Linked DNA regions of Homo sapiens: region 1 is linked to region 2. Evidence: read pairs that join two places in POLR2A ChIA-PET (ENCODE). Cell type or tissue: Caco-2. All regions are shown on one strand. Each heading gives the region's core, and the rest is flanking DNA. Links, peaks and the distances in the headings are about the cores only.

Region 1 (2,903 bases), core at 216-2,715, 51 kb before region 2:
GGCATACAAATTTATTTATTTATTTTTATTTTATTATTTTATTTTTTAGAGGTAAGGTCTTGCTCTGTCACCCAGGCTGGAGTACAGTGGTGCAATCAAGCTCACTGCAGCCTCGACCTCCTGGGCTCGACTGATCTGCCTGCCTCAGCCTCCCAAGTAACTGGGACTGTAGGCACATGCCACGATGACTGGCTTAATTTTTTTTTTTTTTTGAGATGGAGTCTCGCTCCATCATCCAGGCTGGAATGTAATGGCACAATCTCAGCTCACTGCAACCTCCACCTCGCAGGTTCAAGCAATTCTCCTGCCTCAGCCTCCCAAGTAGCTGAGATTATAGGCACCTGCCAACAAGCCCAGCTAATTTTTATATTTTTAGCAGAGACGGGGTTTCCCCATGGTGGTCAGGCTCGTCTCGAACTCTTGACCTCAGGTGATCTGACAACCTCATCATCCCAAAGTGCTGGGATTACAGGCGTGAGCCACTGCAACTGGCCTTTTTTTTTTTTTTTTTTTTTTTAGAGACGGGATCGGGATCGTGCTATGTTGTCCAGGCTGGTCTTGAATTCCTGGGTTCAAGAGACCCGCCTGCCTCGGCCTCCCAAAGCACTGGGATTACAGGCATGAGCCACAGTGCTTAGCTGCACAAGGCAGATTAATAGGAGAAAAAGCATGTAAATTTATTTAACGTGTATACATAGGAGCCTTCAGAATGAAGACTCAAAGATACAGGGGAGGGCTGGGCGTGGTGGTGCACGCCTGTAATCCCAGCACTTTGGGAGGCTGAGGCAGGCACATCACCTGAGGTCAGGAGTTCGAGACCAGCCTGGCCAACATGGGGAAACCCCATCTCTACTAAAAATGCAAAAATTAGCTGGAGGTGGAGGCGGGCCCGCTGTGATCCCAGCTACTCAGGAGGCTGAGACAGGAGAATTGCTTGAACCTGGGAGGCGGAGGTTGCAGTGAGCTGAGATTGCACCACTGAACTCCACTGGGTGACAGAGTGAGACTCAGTCTCAAAAAAAAAAAAAAAATCCCAGGCATGGTGGCTCATGCCTGTAATCCCAGTACTTTGGGAGGCCGAGGCAGGCGGATCACGAGGTCAGGAGTTTGAGACCAGCTTGGCCAACATGGTGAAACCTCATCTCTACTAAAAATACAAAAATTAGCTGGGCCTGGTGGTGGCATGCACCTGTAATCCCAGCTACTTGGGAGGCTGAGGCAGGAGAATCACTTGAACCTGGGAGGCAGAGGTTGCAGTGAGCCGAGATCACACCACTGCACTCCAGCCTGGGCAACAGAGGGAGACTCTGTCTCAAAAAAAGGATACAGGGAAATGGTCCATTTTTATGCTTAGGTTCAGCAAAGTATGGACAGCAGTGTAGAAAGAGGATTGGATACAAAGGGTAGGATCTAAAGGGAATAGACTGAGCAGGGGACCCAGCCAGGCCTGTCTGTCCAGATTCTTCTTGGCCTCTCTGAGTAGCATTCCTTCCTTCTGGGTGTGGGACAGAACCCTATCTTGAATGGGGGTCTTATGACCTACAGTCAAACCAGGCAGATTGGGTAATTTCTTTCTTTCTTTTTTTCTTTCTTTCTTGCTTTCCTTTCCTTCTTCCGTTTCTTTCTTTCCTTTTGTTTTTACTTTTTTTTTCTGCTCCGTTGCCCAAGCAGGAGGGCAGTGGGGCATGATCACAGCTCACTGCAGCCTCCAACTCCTGGACTCCATTGACCCTCCTGCCTCACCACCACGCCCAGCTAATTTTCTTTTATTAAGATGAGATTCTCAGGGCCGGGCGCGGTGGCTCATGCCTGTAATCCCAACACTTTGGAAGGCCAAGGTGGGCGGATCACCTGAGGTTGGGAGTTTGAGATCAGCCTGGCCAACATGGAGAAACCCCATCTCTACTAAAAATACAAAATCAGCCGGGCGTGGTGGTACATGCCTGTAATATCAGCTACTCGGGAGGCTGAGGCAGGAGAATTGCTTGAACCCCCGGGAGGCAGAGGTTGCAGTGAGCCAGGATTGCGTCATTGCACTCCAGCCTGGGCAACAAGAGCAAAACTCTGTCTAAAAAAAAAAAAAAAAAAAAAGACGTGTTCTTGCGGCCAGGTGCAGTGGCTCACGCCTGTAATCCCCACACTCTGGGAGGCCAAGGCGGGCAGATCACCAGTTTGAGACCAGCGTGGCCAACATGGTGAAACCCCATCTCTGCAAAAAATACAAAAAAAAAAAAAAAATTAGCTGGGCATGGTGGCGCATGCTTGTGATCCCAGCTACTCAGGAGGCTGAGGCAGGGGAATCACTTGAACCCGGGAGGCAGAAGTTGCGGTGAGCTGAGATCGTGCCACTGCACTCCAGCCTGGGTGACAGAGCAAGACTCCCATCTCAAAACAAACAAACAAACAAAAAAGATGGGGGTCTCGCTATGTTGCCCGAGCTGATCTCAAACTCCTGACCTCAAGTGATCCTCCCACCTCAGCCTCCCAGAATGCTAGGATTACAAACATGAGCCACTGTGCCTGGCTGGATAATTTCTTTATGACAAGTTTTTACATAGAATATTTTTAGGTTGGCCGGGCGCAGTGGCTCACGCCTGTAATCCCAGCATTTTTGGAGGACGAGGCAGGCAGATCACGAGGTCAGTTTGAGACCAGCCTGGCCAACACAGTGAAACCTCATCTCTACTAAAAATACAAAAAAATTAGCCGGGCATGGTGGCAGATGCCTGTAATCCCAGCTACTCAGGAGGCTGAGGCAGGAGAATCGCTTGAACCCAGGAGGCAGAGGCAAAGTGAGCCGAGATCGCGCCACTGCACTCCAGCCCTGGCAACAGAGTGAGACTCCGTCTCAAAAAAAAAAAAAGAATATTTTTAGGTTTTATGACTACGTTTTGGGAAAAGGG
Region 2 (2,903 bases), core at 246-2,745:
CATCTCAGCCTCCTGAGTAGCTGAGTCTACAGGCATGCACCACCACACCTGTATAATTATTTTTTTTGTAGAAGTAGGGGGTCTCGCTGTGTTGCGCAGGCTGTCCTTGAACTCCTGGCCTCAAGGGATCCTCCCAGCTCACCCTCCCAAAATGCTGGGATTACAGGCATGAGCCACTGCAATGGCCCATTTCTTTATGTAGTCTTCCAGCTGTTCAGCCAACACTTAACTCTGAACCAACTGCCAATCTTTCAATCTACTAGTGACCTGAAAGCCTTTCCTGGCTGACCCAACATATACTTCCCATGTATTGATTTATGTCTTTGCCTGTAACTACTGTCTCCCTAAGATGCATAAAACCAAGCTGTAACCCAACCACTTTGGGCTCACGTTTTCAGGACCCCCTGAGGTTGTGTCACCAGCCATGGTCACTCAAATAGGAGGCCCAGAATAAAACTCTTTACAGACTTTGACTCTTTTTGGTCAACATAACCTAACCCTAAACATAATCCTCCTGGGGAAGGTAAGATCACAGGTATCTCTTCTTCATTCAATTTGTGTGTGTATGTCCTTATTTCTCTACAGTTTTTAGGCATTCACTGTGTGATCTAGAAAAGCTATGGAGTCTCGCTTTGTCGCCAGGATGGAGTGCAGTGGCGTGATCTCGGCTCACTGCAACCTCCACCTCCCAAGTTCAAGTGATTCTCCTGCCTCAGCCTCCCGAGTAGCTGGGATTACAGGCACGCGCCACCACGCCCAGCTAATTTTTGTATTTTTAGTAGAGACAGGGTTTCATCATGTTGGCCAGGATGATCTCTATCTCTTGACCTTGCGATCTGCCCGCCTCGGCCTCCCAAAGTGCTGGGATTACAGGCTTGAGCCACCGCGCCCAGCTACAAATTCTATTTTCTTTTTGTTCCTTGGAAAGCATCGCTGGGCATTTATCCTGTCCCAGTATTTGAGTGAAACTTCTCAGCATTTCAGAGCAGTGACCATGATACACCCTTTCCTTTCCTTCTCCTTATGGGAAACTTGGTTCTAACCCAGAGGACTTGGGCTCCAGGACCCAGTAACGCAGCCCTGGACTTGACCCTAAAAGGGAGTAAAGACAAAGGTGAAGTTCAGTCCGGGGTTCAGGGTTGCCAAAGCTCATAGCCTGGAGCTTCTTCACCTTTAGGCGGGGTAGAGACATTTAAAATGGCCCCTAAACTTGGAGGGCGCGTAAAGCTCATAGGCTGGAGCTTCTTAACCTTTAGGCAGGGTAGAGACATTTAAGACGGCCCCTAAACTTGGGGAGCGCATAGGCTCATGGGAAATAGAGTCCGTTACTTGTCCTGGGACCGGTGGTGGGTGTCCCGGGAGGCGGACTTCCGGTGCACTCCTGCGCGTGTGCACCTCTCCCTGCGTGCGTGTTCGCGCGTGCGTGCTTGCACATGCGCGCCACCTCCGCACTGCCCTGGCTTCCTGCGCCTCTTCAGGTCATCGCTTGCTCTCGTTCCCAGGCTTTGGCCTCTAGTGGACGAGAATCACCGAGTCTGCGGGGCTGGACGCTGACTGCCCGGGCCAGCACCTAGGCGGGCGGGAGCTGTGCGGCCCAGGGTTCACGCGGGCCGGGTAGAGGCTCGAGCCGGGACCCCCGAGCGTGAACCCCGGAGCCGGCGGCGCTGGGGCCAGAGGGGCCGGGCGGGAGGTGGTGGCGGAGGCGAAGGGGCGACGGGACCTGGGCCTGGCCCGTGTGTGTCCTCGGCGGCCTGGCGCCGGCCGTCGCTGTACGGTGAGCCCCAGGGAGGCGGATCTGGGCCCCGAGAAGGACCCCCGCCTGGATTTGCCCCGTAGGCCCGGCCCGGGCCCCTCGGGAGCAGAACAGCTTTGGTGAGGTGGACAGGAGGTGACCTCGCGAGCAGACGCGCGCGCCAGCGACAGCAGCCCGCCCCGGCCTCTCGGGAGCCGTGGGGCAGAGGCTGCGGAGCCCCAGGAGGGTAAGTCTTGGGTTTTTGGGCCCGGAGCGAGAAGGGCCTGGGTGAAGTCACCGTGTGTTGGGGACCTTAGAGTGTGGGGCAGAGGGAGGGTCCCGATTGCTTGCCGGAGAGACATGTGTTGGGTTTGAGGGCAGGGTCTGGCTGCACCGAACAGGCGCTGCATGGGAAGATCTGGGAGGACGAGGCTTACGGAGGCGTGGAGGGTGTCACCACCCTCAGCTGCGGACGTCGTCTCCACTCCCCGCTAACCCCTAACAGTCCTTCCTCCTCCTCTCCGTGCTCCAGATTTGGACCGCCTTTAAACGTCCGTCAGCACTTCTATTCTCTCACTTAAGTGTCTGCTGATCCCCCCCTTAGATCTGCCCTGGGAGAATCGTAGTAATGCAGGAACAGTCTGCAGGGATTCTCTCCTGCTGCCTCAGTTGCTAGGGGAAGAGACTGGGCCTTAGCAGGTGGGTGACTTGACCAGGTCACCGGCTTTGTGGGTAGAGCTGCTCATAGTAGAACCCAGGAGACTTATCTCCCAGGCCAGTGTTCTTTCTCCCGTATCCTAGTTTTCTTAATAGAAGATTATTAGGTGCAGCAATAACCAAGTTCAGTTAGATAATTTAGAAACAAAACCATATTTTATACACATTCATTTCATTTCTGAGAGCTCACATACTCAATTCCTATGGCTTATTTTATTTTAAGCAGTTTAGAGAGACAATAAGAAAATGCGGGCGGGATGCAGTGGCTCACACCTGTAATCCGAGCACTTTGCGGGGCTAGGGCAAGAGTATCCCTTGAGACCAGGAGTTAGAGACCAGCCTAGACAACATGGGGAGACCCTGACTACAAAAAATACAAAAGTCGCCAGGCATGCTGGGATGCATCTGTGGTCCCAGCTACTCAGGAGGCTGAAGTGGGAGGATGGATGGAGCC

Evidence for each region. Peaks named below come from ENCODE experiments on the same cell type or tissue, not always from the same donor. Only the 100,000 strongest peaks of a DNase experiment are listed, where the experiment ranks them.
Region 1: POLR2A ChIA-PET joins it to region 2 with 7 read pairs; 8 of 35 experiments call an interaction of 5 or more read pairs at or near these places.

What each region holds. Positions count from the first base shown.
Region 1 is chr7:102,311,061-102,313,963 of GRCh38, forward strand. All of the region lies in intron 4 of SH2B2 (SH2B adaptor protein 2), which reads left to right. Among named protein-coding and RNA genes, the nearest start is that of MIR4285, 19 kb to the left of the region's middle. In Caco-2, for the core only: no CTCF peak of the experiment used is centred there; a DNase peak (open chromatin) is centred at 1,456.
Region 2 is chr7:102,362,433-102,365,335 of GRCh38, forward strand. LOC100630923 (LOC100289561-PRKRIP1 readthrough) reads left to right here and starts at 1,429. Exons shown (of 9, transcript NR_038967.1): 1 at 1,429-1,979. It also overlaps the pseudogene LOC100289561. RefSeq lists enhancers at 1,123-1,442, 1,963-2,212 and a silencer at 1,523-1,742. In Caco-2, for the core only: no CTCF peak of the experiment used is centred there; DNase peaks (open chromatin) are centred at 1,339 and 1,909; H3K4me3 peaks cover 1,221 bases.